3 separate regions of the Homo sapiens genome follow, and regions 2 and 3 are each linked to region 1. Evidence: read pairs that join two places in POLR2A ChIA-PET (ENCODE). Cell type or tissue: OCI-LY7. All regions are shown on one strand. Each heading gives the region's core, and the rest is flanking DNA. Links, peaks and the distances in the headings are about the cores only.

The links. Peaks named below come from ENCODE experiments on the same cell type or tissue, not always from the same donor. Only the 100,000 strongest peaks of a DNase experiment are listed, where the experiment ranks them.
Region 2: POLR2A ChIA-PET joins it to region 1 with 5 read pairs; 5 of 35 experiments call an interaction of 5 or more read pairs at or near these places.
Region 3: POLR2A ChIA-PET joins it to region 1 with 6 read pairs; 2 of 35 experiments call an interaction of 5 or more read pairs at or near these places.

The regions. Positions count from the first base shown.
Region 1 is chr4:83,435,081-83,440,094 of GRCh38, reverse strand. HELQ (helicase, POLQ like) reads left to right here. Exons shown (of 18, transcript NM_133636.5): 8 at 87-232; 9 at 2,998-3,237. Among named protein-coding and RNA genes, the nearest start is that of HELQ, 18 kb to the left of the region's middle. In OCI-LY7, for the core only: a CTCF peak has its summit at 2,994; DNase peaks (open chromatin) are centred at 2,634 and 3,194; H3K4me3 peaks cover 2,604 bases; H3K27ac peaks cover 4,000 bases.
Region 2 is chr4:83,370,776-83,375,789 of GRCh38, reverse strand. No RefSeq gene overlaps it. Among named protein-coding and RNA genes, the nearest start is that of HPSE, 38 kb to the right of the region's middle. In OCI-LY7, for the core only: no CTCF peak of the experiment used is centred there; no DNase peak of the experiment used is centred there.
Region 3 is chr4:83,570,920-83,575,933 of GRCh38, reverse strand. All of the region lies in intron 2 of GPAT3 (glycerol-3-phosphate acyltransferase 3), which reads right to left. Among named protein-coding and RNA genes, the nearest start is that of GPAT3, 37 kb to the right of the region's middle. In OCI-LY7, for the core only: no CTCF peak of the experiment used is centred there; no DNase peak of the experiment used is centred there.

The sequences.
Region 1 (5,014 bases), core at 353-4,352:
ATTTACCTTTCAAATCACACTGGTAAAAAATTGACAGGGTTTCATGTTTACTAACCACTTTGTTCCTACATCTTGTTGTTTTGCAGTATTCTGATACCCTAAAAAAGATGGATCCTGATCACTTGGTAGCATTGGTGACAGAAGTTATTCCCAATTATTCCTGCTTAGTTTTTTGTCCTAGTAAGAAGAACTGTGAAAATGTAGCAGAAATGATATGCAAATTTTTAAGCAAGTATGTTAATATTTTTTAAATAGCCTGTTTTATTTTTATTAGGAATTACAGACTATGTATTAATTTTATTGGGCAAACACTAATTATGCCTTGCAAAACATCATATTAAGTTGTTTTAGTATACTGAAGGCCTTGACCTTGAAGAAAGAAATTTTAACTGTGAAAAATCACATGTGAAATAGCCAGAGAAACATTCTAAGGTGGCTGGGCACCATGGCTCATGCCTGTAATCCCAGCACTTTGGGAGGCCGAGGTGGGTGGATCACTTGAGGTCAGGAGTTTGAGACGAGCCTGGCCAACACGGTGAAACCCCATCTCTACTAAAAATACAAAAAATTAGCTGGGTGTGGTGCCTTGCACCTATAATCCCAGCTACTGGGGAGGCTGAGACATGAGAATCTGTTGGACCCGGGAGGCGGAGGTTGCAGTTAGCTGAGATCGCACTACTGCACTCCAGCCTGCGTGACACAGCGAGACTCCATCAAAAAAAAAAAAGAAGACCAGGCACGGTGGCTCATGCCTGTAATCCCAGCACTTTGGGAAGCCAAGGTGTGCGGATCATGAGGTCAGGAGTTCAAGACCAGCCTGGCCAACATAGTGAAATCCTGTCTCTACTGAAAATACCAAATTAGCTGGGTGTGGTGGCGTGCACCTGTAGTCCTAGCTACTCGGGAGGCTAAGGCGGGAGAATCACTTGAACCTGGGAGGCAGAGGTTGCAGTGAGCTGAGACCACACCATTGCACTCCAGCCTGGGTGACAGAGGGAGACTCAGTCTCAAAAAGAAAAGGAAAAAAAAAAGACAAAACCCTAAGACTATATGTATGAGAATGTTAAGTAATATTAGGTCAGTGATTCAAAACCTTGGGTGCATAGTGAATCATCTTGGAGGCTTTTAAAAATTCCAAAGTCCAGGCTACATCTTAGACAAATCAGAATCTCTGGGAGTGACACCCAGATATCATTTTGTAAAGCTCCCCAGGCAAGTCCAACATATAGCCAAGGACAGGAACAACTGGCTTAGTCAGTCAAAGGACTAATCACTGTTACCACTGTGGAAATGAATTGTATCTTCCATTGCCTTTTTTTCTCTTTTCCTTTTTTTTTTTTTTTTTTCCTGAGACAGGGTCTCACTCTGTCACCTATGCTGGAATGCAGTAGCACAAATTCAGCTAGCTCACTGCAGCCTCTGTCTCCTGGGCTCAAGTGATCCTCCTACCTCAGCCTCCCAAGTAGCTGGGACTACAGGCACACACCACCACTCCCAACTAATTTTTTGTAATTTTCATGGAGATAGTATTTCACCATGTTGCCCAGGCTGGTTTCGAACTCCTGAGCTCAAGCAATCCGCCCCCCATAGCCTCCCAAAGTGCTGGAATTACAGGCGTGAGCCACTGCGCCTGGCCTGCCTTTGTTTTCTTAGTAAACTTCACACTTAGTTGTATGGACATTTGGATATAATTTCCTGAGTAAGAAATGTGTTGTCTTATAATTTTGTAGTATCTTAATATTGGCTCTGTCGTATTCATAGAGATAAGTATGAAGTTACTTTAACTACTAACAGTTCAGTTTTTTATACACCTGTTTGTCCCATGTGTGGTTTTATCATTTTCTGAGATTTCTTTCAGCCCCTTAGCTAATGCTGTATCACTATTCATAGTCTATTAACCTGAATGCTAATCTAGTCAACCTCTACCTCCTCTTTCAATCCTACTATCATGGATTGGTCTAAGATAGACTTAAATTTATTGAATAGCAAAATATAAAAATGTTTGGAATAAGATGAAGGAGTTGCTCATTTTGGTAACAGTCTGCTTTTACAATGATTTTGATTATAAAAGCTTAAGGAAATTAAATTATCATTAAAAAAATTCTCAGTAAATCATTCATTTTCTTAGAGTAATTCAAGGTAATAAGATGGAGACACTGGCTAAGTGATGGAAACATTGTAGGATGTGAAGTTTCTAAAGTGCAAGTGTTTAGGCAGTGTTTTACCATGGAAGTATGATTTAATAATATGTATGTTTCCATCTTCAGAAAAGAAAATTTATGTCTTTAAAAAAACTATCCCCTATAAAGATATATGTTATAAAGAAAAAAACAGTTATAACATCCAGAGCAAAGGTCTAAACCTGGTGTCCATGGATTCAAAGGAAGTACAGGAATGAATTTTAGGAAATCCACGAACCCTCTGAAATTATATGTAAAGTGTTGTATTTATGTAAATAGTTATATTTTTCCTTTTTTTTTTTTTTTTTTTTAGACAAGGCTTTGCTCTTTCACCCAGGCTGGTAGGTTCATAGCTCATTGCAACCTCAAACTCCCGGGTTCAAGCAATCATCCCACCTCATCCTCCCCCATAGCCTGGAACTGCAGGTGCATGCACCACCATGCCCGGCTAATTTTTGTTATTTTTTGTAGAGGTGGTCTTGCTTCACTGCCCAAGCTGATCTTGAACTCTTGGGCTCAAGCAATCCTTCTGCCTCTACCTCCCAAAGTGCTGAGATTACAGGCATGAGCCATCGCATTTCGCCTTTCCTTAGTTTTGATAAGATTTTCACAGGGTTCTGTAATCCACAAAAAGATTGAGAGACTGCCTAATAGTTAATGAAGTCAGAATCAAAATTCTAAGAACATTTAATGTACTTAACTCAATGGAAATAGTACATTAAAGAATGTTTACATTAGCATCTACTAAAATGAAAATGGTAGAAATTTTGTCACTAAAAGATCAAGGGCTCATATTTCTAACAGATCTTTTTCATAGGGAATATCTGAAACATAAGGAGAAAGAAAAATGTGAGGTGATTAAGAACTTGAAGAATATTGGCAATGGCAACCTGTGTCCTGTTTTAAAGCGCACTATCCCATTTGGAGTTGCCTATCACCACAGTGGCTTAACAAGTGATGAAAGGAAACTCTTGGAGGAGGCCTACTCCACAGGAGTGCTCTGTCTTTTTACCTGCACATCTACCCTAGCGGCAGGTGTCAACCTACCAGCTCGAAGGTAAGAGATAAGTAAGTGTTGACCAGGCTCAGAACTTTTCCATTTCTAGCTTGCGAGGAGTTTTGTTGTTTTATGCTTTCTCAGTAGTGGATGAGAATTTATCAAATGTTCTTTTAGCATATGCTGAGTTGATTGGTTGGTTTATTTTCTTTAATATTTTAATGAATATGTAATGAAATATGTAATGAAAAATAACGTTAATAGATTTCTTGATATTAGAATTCCATCCTTTCTGCTCTTTATATCTGGTTTTGATGTTAGGGTCTATTAATCTGGTTTTGTAGAAATAGTTGGCAAGTGTTTTACCTTTTTTATGATATGAAAGAGTTTATTTAACATAGAGATTTCCTTGAAATCTTGGAGAGCTGATCCATAGGCAATTTGTGTCTAATATATGTATTTTAAAGCAGGCCCTTGATTACCTTTCCAGTTATTACCAAAGGTGTAGGCCTGTGTAATTGACTTCTCCCCTTTATAATTTATGATCATGGGGTATTTTGCTAATAAATGATCAATTTTTATAAACTTTCCATGAGTGTTTAAAAAAATATGTATTTTCAGTTGAATATGCAGTTTTGTACATCTCAGCGAGATCACAGAGGTTCATTGTGTTATCGGCTTCTCTATTTTCTTACTATATTTGATTCCTTGGTCTATCAATTTCAGAGAAGTGTGTTAGTCTCCCACTTTAATTATGTAGTTATCAGTTTCTCCTTTTTGCATCTCTAGAAGTTATTACTTTTTATATTTCAAAACTATTTAGATATACAAAGGTTTACTTCAAATATCTTATTGCCGAATTATACCTTTTATCAATACAATAAATACTTGTTTTTCTCATTTAATAATTTTGCTTTGAATACCAGGACTCATTTTTTTTTTTTGCCACGTATGTACCTTTTTCCATTCTTTTATTTTCAATTTCTGTCTCTCATTAAGTTTTCCATTTTTCAGACAATTGAAGAAAAAAATGAAAGTTATATATCCTGTTTCTATTATTCCAGTGGTTACTCTTAAAATTTTAAGTTGTAACCAAACATTTTTTATTACTTTAGAATTAATCAATAACTGTCCTCTCCTGAACATAAAAAGAGGCTTAGCATGTCCTTAGTATATTCTACTCTGCCCCATGAATGTTGCAATTACTTAGAATTTTAGTGCCAGATTTAAACATTTTCTTTCATCTTATGTAGTATTTAAACTTACCTGTAAATCATACTTCTTTTTTGCTTACCACTGCCTCTTATATCCCACATCTTTCTTCTCTGATTTTTTTTTTTTTAATTTTGCCTTCCTTGAGTAATCCTTTTTAGAATACCGCTTTAGGGGGTAAAACATTTTGACTCTTTGCATAGTTGAAGATATCTGTATTTTGGCCTCACACTTTTACACTTCACTAGCAAAAGAATTCTAGATTCAATTTTTTTCCTTTAGGGATTTTGTAAATATTGTTCCATATTTTCTAGAGGCCAATGTTGCTCATTTTTGTCTCTGCATGGATTTTCTGTTTTTCTTTTCCAGAAACTTTTAGACTTTTCTCTTTAACCTCCCAATTTTGTCATGGTGTATAATAATAGTTGTAATTACTACATTCCCCTCCCTTTCATGTAGTAACAACTTTACATGCATTGACTTGATACAGCTTCACAATAACTCTGTGAGGAAGGTCATATTTTATTACACACCTATTATAGAAGGGGAAACTGAGGCACTAAATAATTAAATAATTTTCCCAACTTTAAAAAGTTACATAACTTTTTCCCAACTCATTTTCCAA
Region 2 (5,014 bases), core at 717-4,716, 65 kb after region 1:
AATGTCTCCAGGCCATGTCAGAGACCTTCACGCAGCCCCTCCCATCACAGGCCTGGAGGCCAGGAGGAAAAAGAATGGTTTCGTGGGCCAGGCCCAGGGTCCCTGTGCTGTGTGCAGCCTATGGACTTGGTGCCCTGTGTCCCAGCCATTTTAGCTGTGGCTGAAAGGAGCCAACGTAGAGCTCAGGCTGTGGCTTCAGAGGACAGAAGCCCCATTTCTTGGCAGCTTCCACTTGGTGTTGAGCCTGCAGGTGCACAGAAGTCATGAATTGAGGTTTGGGAAACTCCGCCTAGATTTCAGAAGACGTATGGAAATGCCAGGATGTGCAGTCAAAAGTTTGCTGCAAGGATGGGGCCCTCATGGAGAACCTCTGGTAGGGCAGTGCAGAAAGGAAATGTGGGGTCAGAGCCCCCATGCGGAGTCCCTCCTGAGGCACTGCCTAGTGGAGCTGTTAGAAGAAGGCCACCATCCTCCAGACCCCAGAATGGTAGATCCACCAACAGCTTGCACAATGCACCTGGAAAAGCTGCAGACACTCAATGCCAGCCTGTGAAAGCAGCCAGAAGGGAGGCTGTACCCTGCAAAGCCACAAGGGTGGAGCTTCCCAAGACCATGGGAACCCACCTCTTGCATCAGCATGACCTGGATGTGAGACCTGGAATCAAAGGAGATCATTTTGGAGCTTTAAAATGTGACTTCCATGCTGGATTTCAGATTTGCATGGGCCCTGTAACCCCTTTGTTTTGGTAAATTTCTCCCATTTTGAACAGCTGTATTTACCCGATACCTGTACCCCCATTGTATCTAGGAAATAACTAGCTTGCTTTTGACTTTACAGGCTTATAGGTGGAAGGGACTCGCCTTGTCTCAGGTGAGACTTTGGACTGTTGACTTTTGGGTTAATGCTGAAATGAGTTAAGACTTTGGGGGACTGTTGGGAAGGCATGATTGGTTTTGAAATGTGAGGACATGAGATTTGGAGGGGCCAGTGGTGGTTTGATATAGTTTGGCTGTGTCCCCACCCAAATCTCAACTTGAATTTTATCTCCCAGAATTCCCGCATATTGTGGGAGGGACCCATGGGGAGGTAATTGAATCATGGGGGCCAGTCTTTCCCATGCTATTCTTGTGATAGTGAATAAGTCTCACAAGATCCGATGGGTTTATCAGGGGTTTCTGCTTTAGCTTCTTCCTCATTTTTATCTTGCCACTGCCAAGTAAGAAGTTCCTTTCACCTGCCACCATGATTCTGAGGCCTCCCCAGCCATGTGGAACTGTAAGTCCAATTAAACTTCTTTTTGTTCCCAGTTTTGGGCACGTCTTTATTAGCAGCATGAAAACGAACTAATACAAGGCGTGTCTGACTTTCTGTCCTGTCATGTCCAGGAACTCAGTGTTCAAAGTTTCTCTGGGGTCCTCTTGGCCAAGAGAGGGTCCCTTCAGTCAGTTGGGGGACTTAGGATTTCTTTTTTGTTTCTCAGTCATAAGACCTTCGTGTGACAGCCAGAGAAAGGGAATGAACACACAGAGACACCAAGATAAATCTGAACACACAGCCCTTGTTAAGTCCCCCAGTTTATTACTGTTAGATCATACCCCCTTATCCAATCATGTTTCTCCACAAGTATCTACTCTTCATCAAACCTAAACAGAAAAGTGCACAGTTTCCTCCATTTTTGGGTTCTTCATTTCTGAAGGCTGCCATGTCACATAAAACTTTGGTTAAATAAATTTGTTACACTTTTCCCTTGTTAATTTGTTTTTGTTATGGGGCGTAAGTCATGAACCTTGCAACAAGCAAGGAAAAAATATTACTCTTTCTTCCCTACACCATTGTACTAATTTCTTTTTTAAAAAATTATTCTATCCTTCATGAATAGGAGCTATGCTTAATAAAAATAATTCCCATAGCTGAGCTTACATAAGAAGTAGTGATTAGCTGTGCAATTGCAAAAAACTAAAATAAAATAAGCTCTGATTCAGGTTGGGAGGCAAATGTTGAACCCCTGCAGAGACTGCAAAATCCCAAAGAAAGACCTTCCCTTCTGCTACCTACATAGCCATCCAAAGAGCAAGGAATGCTGAACACTTGTAAGTGCTTCAACAGCAATGTCAAATCTGGACTGAAGGTTAAAAAAAGACAAAAATACTAGCAAAAGAGTGATCTAGAGGATATTGCCTGTCTTGTAACTTTTAATTTTTTTGTTTTTAAATTAATATTTATTAAGAGGAAAGAGCTTTCGTATCATAAAACTAATATTCACTGCTGAAAATGTAGAAAATAAAGAAAAGCCAAAAAAAGGTTCATTAAAACATTTCCTCATCAGGAAATAACTCATGCTAACCCTTTGGGTTGCATTCTTCCCACATACACATTTTAATTGTAGTGTGATGGGTCCTGCACCAGGTTACTGAAGGGTGCATGCCTGCTGCTGGAACCTCGAAGGCCAGGTAGTGAGCCAAGGCCATGCTGTGCAGCTGAGGCAACAGGTATCCCTGAGAACCTAAGCATCCTGAGGAGTATCTGAGAACCTACCAAGAAAAACAGTCTCATCACTCAAACACGGTAGACAAAGAGCCAGAAAATCAGCTTAAAGATAGTTCAGAGATGGGAGGTGGCACAGATCTCTAGAGCAGTCCTGCTGCTGTCCAGGAGTGCCCTGTAGGTAAATCTTAATAAACACATCTACTTGCCAAAGCTGGACTTCTCTGAATAATTCTTTGGTTTCTTGGCTCCCTCCCACTTTGTGGGAACATTTTTCTATACAATTCCAGGTTTTTCTTGTAATATTAATGCACTTAAATGTGCTGTTGTTAGTCCTGTGTAAAGGAGACAGGGTCACTGTGGACACCTGTGGTTCAGACATAGTACAGAAGTTGCTGGAAGCTGATGAGAGTAATAATGATCATACCATTCTTGGTAGAATCATCCATCCTTGTTAAGAAAATACTCCAAGACGTTTGTATTTGTACATAGTCAAGTCACAGCCACGAATGAAAAAAATAGGCTCTTTTCCAAAGACTTTGTAGGGGAGGAAAAAGCTTTTTCCTCTTCCCTCTTATGTTCTGTAGTTGAGGCCTGTGAATTAAACCAACAAAAGACAGATTAGCAGAAGAAAAAGTGGCCAGGTACAGTGGCTCACACCTGTAATCCCAGCACTTTGGGAGGCCGAGGCAGAAGGATGACTTGAGGTCAGGGGTTCGAGACCAGCCAGGCCAACGTGGTGAAACCCTGTCTCTACTAAAAATACAAAAAAATTAGCTGGGCATAGTGGTGCATGCCTGTAATCTCAGCTACTCAGGAGACTGAGGCAGGAGAATCGCTTGACCTGGGAGGCAGTGGTTGCAGTGAGCCGAGATCGCGTCATGGCACTCCAGCCTGGGTGACAGAGTGAGACTCTAGCTCAAAAAAAAAAAGAAAAGAAAAGAAAAGAAACAGAAAAAACTGTAAAAGAAAATAAAATTTCAGGATCCTCTAAATTTATTATGCCCAGGGGAAAGTTAAGCCCTGGAGACTGAGACACAGAACATGTTTACAACTTCTGTTTCTTAGATTATAGATTAACTCTTTTCCATAAATGTTCCATTAATGACTAGAAAAGACCAGAAACCAGGCCCCTCCCCTTCCAATCAGTGGTTTTTGTTATAGATTAACTTCTTCCTTCATTGTCCCATATCTAAAACAGACCAAATGATGCAGAAGACCCCGTGACTGTTACCTCTTCAGTGTGGAATGTTAAATATACCTTTCCTGAGAAAAAAGACTACCTCAACTAATCCAATCATTGTAACTATGCACTAAGCCTCATGTAGAAAGATACTGAAATTCTGTTATGCTTCTCTATGTTTTGTCTAAATAAATGATCCTAAACTTCTACACTTCAGAACACTGACTTTCATTCTTTGGAATCTGTGTTTTCTCAGTAGCTGTCCTCAAACTTTGCATTTGAACAAACTCTTTTTTGTTTGTTTGTTTTCTGATTTTTGAGACAGGGTCTTCTCCTGTCACCCAGGCTGGAGTACAGTGGCATGATCATGGCTCACTGCAGCCTGGAATTCCCTGGGCTCAGATGATCTTCCCACCTCAGCCTCCCAAGTAGCTGGGACTACAGGTGTGTACCACCATGCTTAGCTAATTTTTGTATTTTTGGTGGAGACAGGGTTTCACCATGTTGCTCAGGCTGGTCTCAAACTCCTGAGCTCAGGTGATCCTCCCGCTACAGCCTCCCAAAGTGCTGGGATTACAGGTATGAACCACTGTGCCCGGCCTGCGCAAACTCTTTAAACTAGACTCTGACCCTTTGGATGATTTTTAGGTTGACAAGATGATGTGAAGACACAGCGGGAGAATATCACGTGATCACAGAGGCAGAGACTGGAGTGATGTGTCTGAGAGTCAAGGATGTCTCCACTGACACTTTGATTTTGGAATTCTAGCCTCCAGAACTGTGAGAGAATATATTTCTATTGTTTTAAGCCATCCAGTTGGTGACACTTCATTACAGCAGCCCTAGGAAATGAATACAACAGTGTCACATTGTTAGACACTGTGATGCCTTGTCCCCCTTCCTGGTGTTCTCTTTCGTGCAGCTGAGGTGAGCTCCACAATCATAATACCCCTGCCTCTCTCTCGCCCTGCACCCACTCTTCCCCAGCAGGGGAGAAGTAAACTGTGATTGCTGAGTTTGGGATACAGGAATAAGGCTCATGTCCTAGTTCTGTCTTATCCCATGTCCTCTTTGCTCTAGTTCTGTCTTATCCCATTGTCCTCTTTGCTGCTGCCCTGAAGGTCTCCCTTCTTTCTGCTCAGTTCTGCCATGCTCTGAGTTAGAGCTCTAAATGTAATTGGGTTCCCAAGAACCAGAGCCTGAGATGTAAGTTCTTGTTTCAGTGCTTCACTAGTGGATGCTCTCAGGAGAAGCAGAGTGAGGAATGCAGGATGGCATGGAGGATAAAGCTAAGTGAGGAAGTGGTCTCAGCTGCAGCCTGTCTTCAGTCTAACCCCATGAAGGTG
Region 3 (5,014 bases), core at 717-4,716, 140 kb before region 1:
AGGATACCTAGGAGAATTCCATTGTTTCTGTAATGTTGTATTTATTAAATGAGGTGGCAAGTACACATGTGATATAACCAAAAAATAAAGTGCTACATGGAACTGACAGTTGTCCCTAAGATGAAAATCTGTACTGTAAAAGAGCAGGTACCAGACTATGAGTGCTCTAATATTAGGCACACAATATCTGAAAATGGGTACTATTATAAAATTAGGTGTCAGCCGGGTGCAGTGGCTCATGCCTGTAATCCCAGCACTGTGGGAGGCCGAGGCGGGTGGATCACGAGGTCAGGAGATCGAGACCATCCTGGCTAACACAGTGAAACCCCGTCTCTACTAAAAATACAAAAAAAATTAGCCAGGCGTGGTGGTGGGCACCTGTAGTCCCAGCTGCTGGGGAGGCTGTGGCAGGAGAATGGTGTGAACTCGGGAGGTGGAGCTTGCAGTGAGCCAAGATCGCACCACTGCACTCCAGCCTGGGCGACAGAGCAAGCCTCCCTCTCAAAAAAAATAAATAAATAAAATAAAATTAGGTGTCAAAAGGAGCATGACTGAAAACATAATGTTACTTTCTCCTGAGATATGTTGACTATTGAGGGTCTGAGTTACAGATCCAATTTACCTAAATATAAGCTCTGACAGGAAAAAATATTCAATTCAATCAACATATAGGGAACACTCACTATGCGTTAGGCCTCAAATTACAGATTAGAAAGGAAGAGAGGAAATACTTGTTTTGGCATCAAGAAATGTCCGTTGGCCGGGCGCGGTGGCTCACGCCTGTAATCCCAGCACTTTGGGAGGCCGAGGCGGGCGGATCACGAGGTCAGGAGATCGAGACCATCCTGGCTAACACGGTGAAACCCCACCTCTACTAAAAATACAAAAAATTAGACTGGCGAGGTGGCGGGCGCCTGTAGTCCCAGCTACTTGGGAGGCTGAGGCAGGAGAATGGCGTGAACCCCAGGGGGCGGAGCCTGCAGTGAGCCGAGATCGCGCCACTGCACTCCGGCCTGGGCGATAGCGAGACTCCGTCTCAAAAAAAAAAAAACAAAAAAAAAAAAAAGAAAGAAATGTTCGGGAGTAGACCAAAAGTCTTCAAAATACATAGAAATAAACACATATCAGATTAGCTGACACAGATTCAATTATTACATTAGTTTTGTTATCATTAAAGCAATCTCATTATTTTTAATAAGTTAATCCTGATCCTTCAAAGCAGCCCACAGTTCTTAAATTGGTAAAACTCTAATTCTAAAAAAAAAAAAAAAAAAAAAAAAAAAAAAAAAAAAAAAAAAAAAAAAAAAAATTCATTTTACTTTACAAGTCAGCTTTAAAAGGGTAAAGCCATAAACGTTTGAACTTTGTTCTTACACCAAATGCTTTCACCAAGCCAACACAGTCCATGCTTGGATGAAGATAAAATTACAACTGTCTATCTCACACAAGCGATTAATTGCACAAGCTGCCCTGTGCCCCTGTGCCTTTAGCAAGTCACTTGTACATAAATAATACCAGATACGAAAGGCCTGTGGAAATGAAGGCAGAAGTTGAAACCATCTCAAACATAATTAACTCTAAATTAGCTGAGTGAACTCTTAGAATAACAGTCCATTTATAAATCACACTAGTTTTTCTGTCCTCCAGTTGTAAAGCAAACTTCCTAAGCAAGCAGTTAAGAAAATCAGGGTCTACTGCAGACCAAAGAAGATACAGTAGCTTATATACAGAAGTAGACCCTTAATCTACCAATGGCCTGTGTTCCAAACACAGCAGCAAAACCTTCAGCATTCAAAACACTTTCTCATGGAAGCCTTGATTGAAGTGGTCTGTGTGAGCAAGAACCCCACCCAGTCATAAGCCTAACTCACTTAAAAACAGGTGATCACAGATTAGTAATAGCATGAAATAGAAAGTCTCTCTTAACACTGTTTCTATAGGAAATGTTTTAATTAAATCTAGTTTGGAATTGACAAAAATATAGTCCTAAATCCCATAGAGACTGGAAGGGGGCCTTGGGGGAATGTTCTGGGGTACTGGTAATGTTCAATTTATTGACCTAGATGAGAGGTATACAAGCAAGTTCATTTTAGAAAATGCATGAAGTTGTATACTTATTTCACACTCCTGTCTATGTATGCTATTATTTTAAAATTGGGCAGGGAGGAGTTTACCTGTTCCAGCACCAATTATTGGTGGTAGTGTCCTTTTCCTGGCATGAGAAGCTCCTCTGAGGGGCTCAGATCCTTGGCAAAGAAGCCAGGCCTAGATCCTTCCCTACCATCTCCAACTTCCTTCCTGACCCATAAATGTGATTAGTGTGATTAAAGAAGAGACCACGATAAGGTAGTATAATGACCAACTGTATGTATACATTGGGGAATGAGATGGACCAGTATTACTGGGATTAAAGAACAGAAATATTCAATGTCAAGGAAGAGGCCTGGCCCATGCTCAAGCAATCACCTAGATGTAAAGACTAAAAAGATCATTAAGGCCAGGTGCAGTGGCTCATGCCTGTAATCCTAGCACTTTGGGAGGCTGAGGTGGGCAGATCACCTGAGGTGAGGCACTTGGACCCAGCCTGGCCAATATAGTGAAACCCCATCTCTACTAAAAATACAAAAATTAGCCAGGCATAGTGGCAAGCACCTGTAGTCCCAGCTACTCAGGAGGCTGAGGTAGGGAATCACTTGAACACAGGAAGAGGAGGTTGCAGTGAACCAAACCAAGATCACGCCACTGCACTCCAGCCTGGGTGACAGAGTGAAACTCCATCTCAAAATAAATAAATAAATAAAATAAAATAAAAGATCATTATACCATCTTAACAAGCTAGTACCAAGGACAGATCCCAGGAATATACAACTGATCTCCATCTTGTCCTTCTACAGTTCATTAATCACTAGATATGTTAATATGTTAATTACTGCATCAACAACATAGTCACCTAACTGCACAGATTTCCAGTCCACGTTTTGCCACCTTTTCTCACAATAACGTAGCTGTAACACTGCAAGGCTAACCTCTAGATATACCAAATCCAAACCATTCCCTAAGCCATTAGTTAAGTTAAGATTTCCAGGACGTAAGTTAGGCCACTTGGCTAAGCTCATTTCACAGCGACTCCTTTGTGATCCTGATTATCACTGCTTCCCTTCCCAAACATTTTTAAATTTTTATATTGTTATTAATTTAGTTAAGCGTAATAATGGCATTAGGGTTATATTTTTCAAAAAGTCTATTTTTTGAGGTGTGTCCTGAAGTATGTAAAAGGATATGATATCTGGAATTAACTTTAAAATACTTTCATAAAAGGATATACATGAAGATGAGACTATGGTATTTCTAATTACTTATTGGTGTTCTCTACCTTTCTACATTGCTCATATATTGCTTCTGTAATTAATTTTTTTAATTGAAAAATACTTACACAAAGGAAAACCTGAAAAAAAAGAATAGATGTAGCAAATTCTTGATAACTGTTGAATTTGGGTGATGGGTATAAGGTGACTAATTGTACTATTCTTTCTACTTTTAAAAAATTAATACTATGCTTAAAAATGCACTTAAGAAATTTGTTGGAGATATCAGCTTAGCTGAGGATCAATTTCCTCATCTAAATTTTAATAAACCATTTGCTCATTCATTCAGTTAGTCAATATATAAAGAGTGACAGGCACCAGACAAGATACTAAGTTATAAGGGAAAGGGAGAGAAAAGGGTTGAGCTAACTCAGTGGTTCTCAAGCTTGGCTGCATTCCATAATTCTCTGTGGAATCTTTTAAAAAACAGACACCAGGGCCCACTCCCAGATATATTAAACTAAAATGTCAGCTACATTTTAAAATATATATATGAAGCCAAGCGCAGTGGCTCACATCTGTAATCCCAGCACTTTGGGAGGACAACGGGGGTGGATTACCTGAGGTCAGGAGTCTGAGACCAGCCTGGCCAACATAGTGAAACCCCCGTCTCTACAAAAAACACAAAAATTAGTCAGTGTGATGGCAGGCACCTGTACTCACAGCTACTTGGGAGGCTGACACAGGAGAATTGCTTGAACCCGGGAGGCAGAGATTGCAGTGAGCCGAGATGGCACCACTGCACTCCAGCCTGGATAAAAGAGGGAGACTCCATCTCAAACAACAACAACAAAACTATATATGTGTATATACACATATATATATATGCGTGTATATATATATATGTGTGTGTATATATATGTGTGTGTGTATATATATATATACACATATATATATGAGTGGGGGAAAACTATAAGGAAATACATTAAAATATTAGGCTTTTTCTGATTAATAAGTATTTCATATGGCTGATTTTTAACTTATTTATACTTCTGCAATGTCTAATTTTTCAACAAAGTATATATACTTTGTTGAAAAATACTTACATTGAGAAAAATACTTAAGATGTTATTTTTAAAACTATAATGAGATACTACTACATACCCACAAAAATGGCTAAAATTTTAAAAGGCCAAAAATACCAAGTGCTGGAGATGCTAGGGACCAACTGGAACTCTCAAACTTTGCTGCTGAGAGTGCACAAACATTTTAGAATACCATGTAGCAGTTTCTAATAAAGTTCAACAAATACTTGCTTACCCTATGGCACAGACAGTCATAAGAATGTCTGTACAATGTTTATAGCAGCTTTATTCCTAATGGCTAAAAACTGGAACTAACCCAATTATCAATCGACATTATAATAAATAAACAAACTATTGGTATTATATAAAGGAATACTCCATAGCAATTATTTTTAAAAATCCACTGATTCATGCAACATGGAGAAATCTCACAACTATTATACAGAGTGGGAACAAAAACAGACACAAAGAATATATAATGTATGATTTCATTTATGTAAATGTCAAAAACAGTAAAAACAGACGATGACAGAAATCAGAAGAGAGAGTACCACTGGGACTGAGAGATGAAGGGCAGATACTGAGCAGGGGCTTAAGAGAACTTTGAGATCATAAATGTGTTCT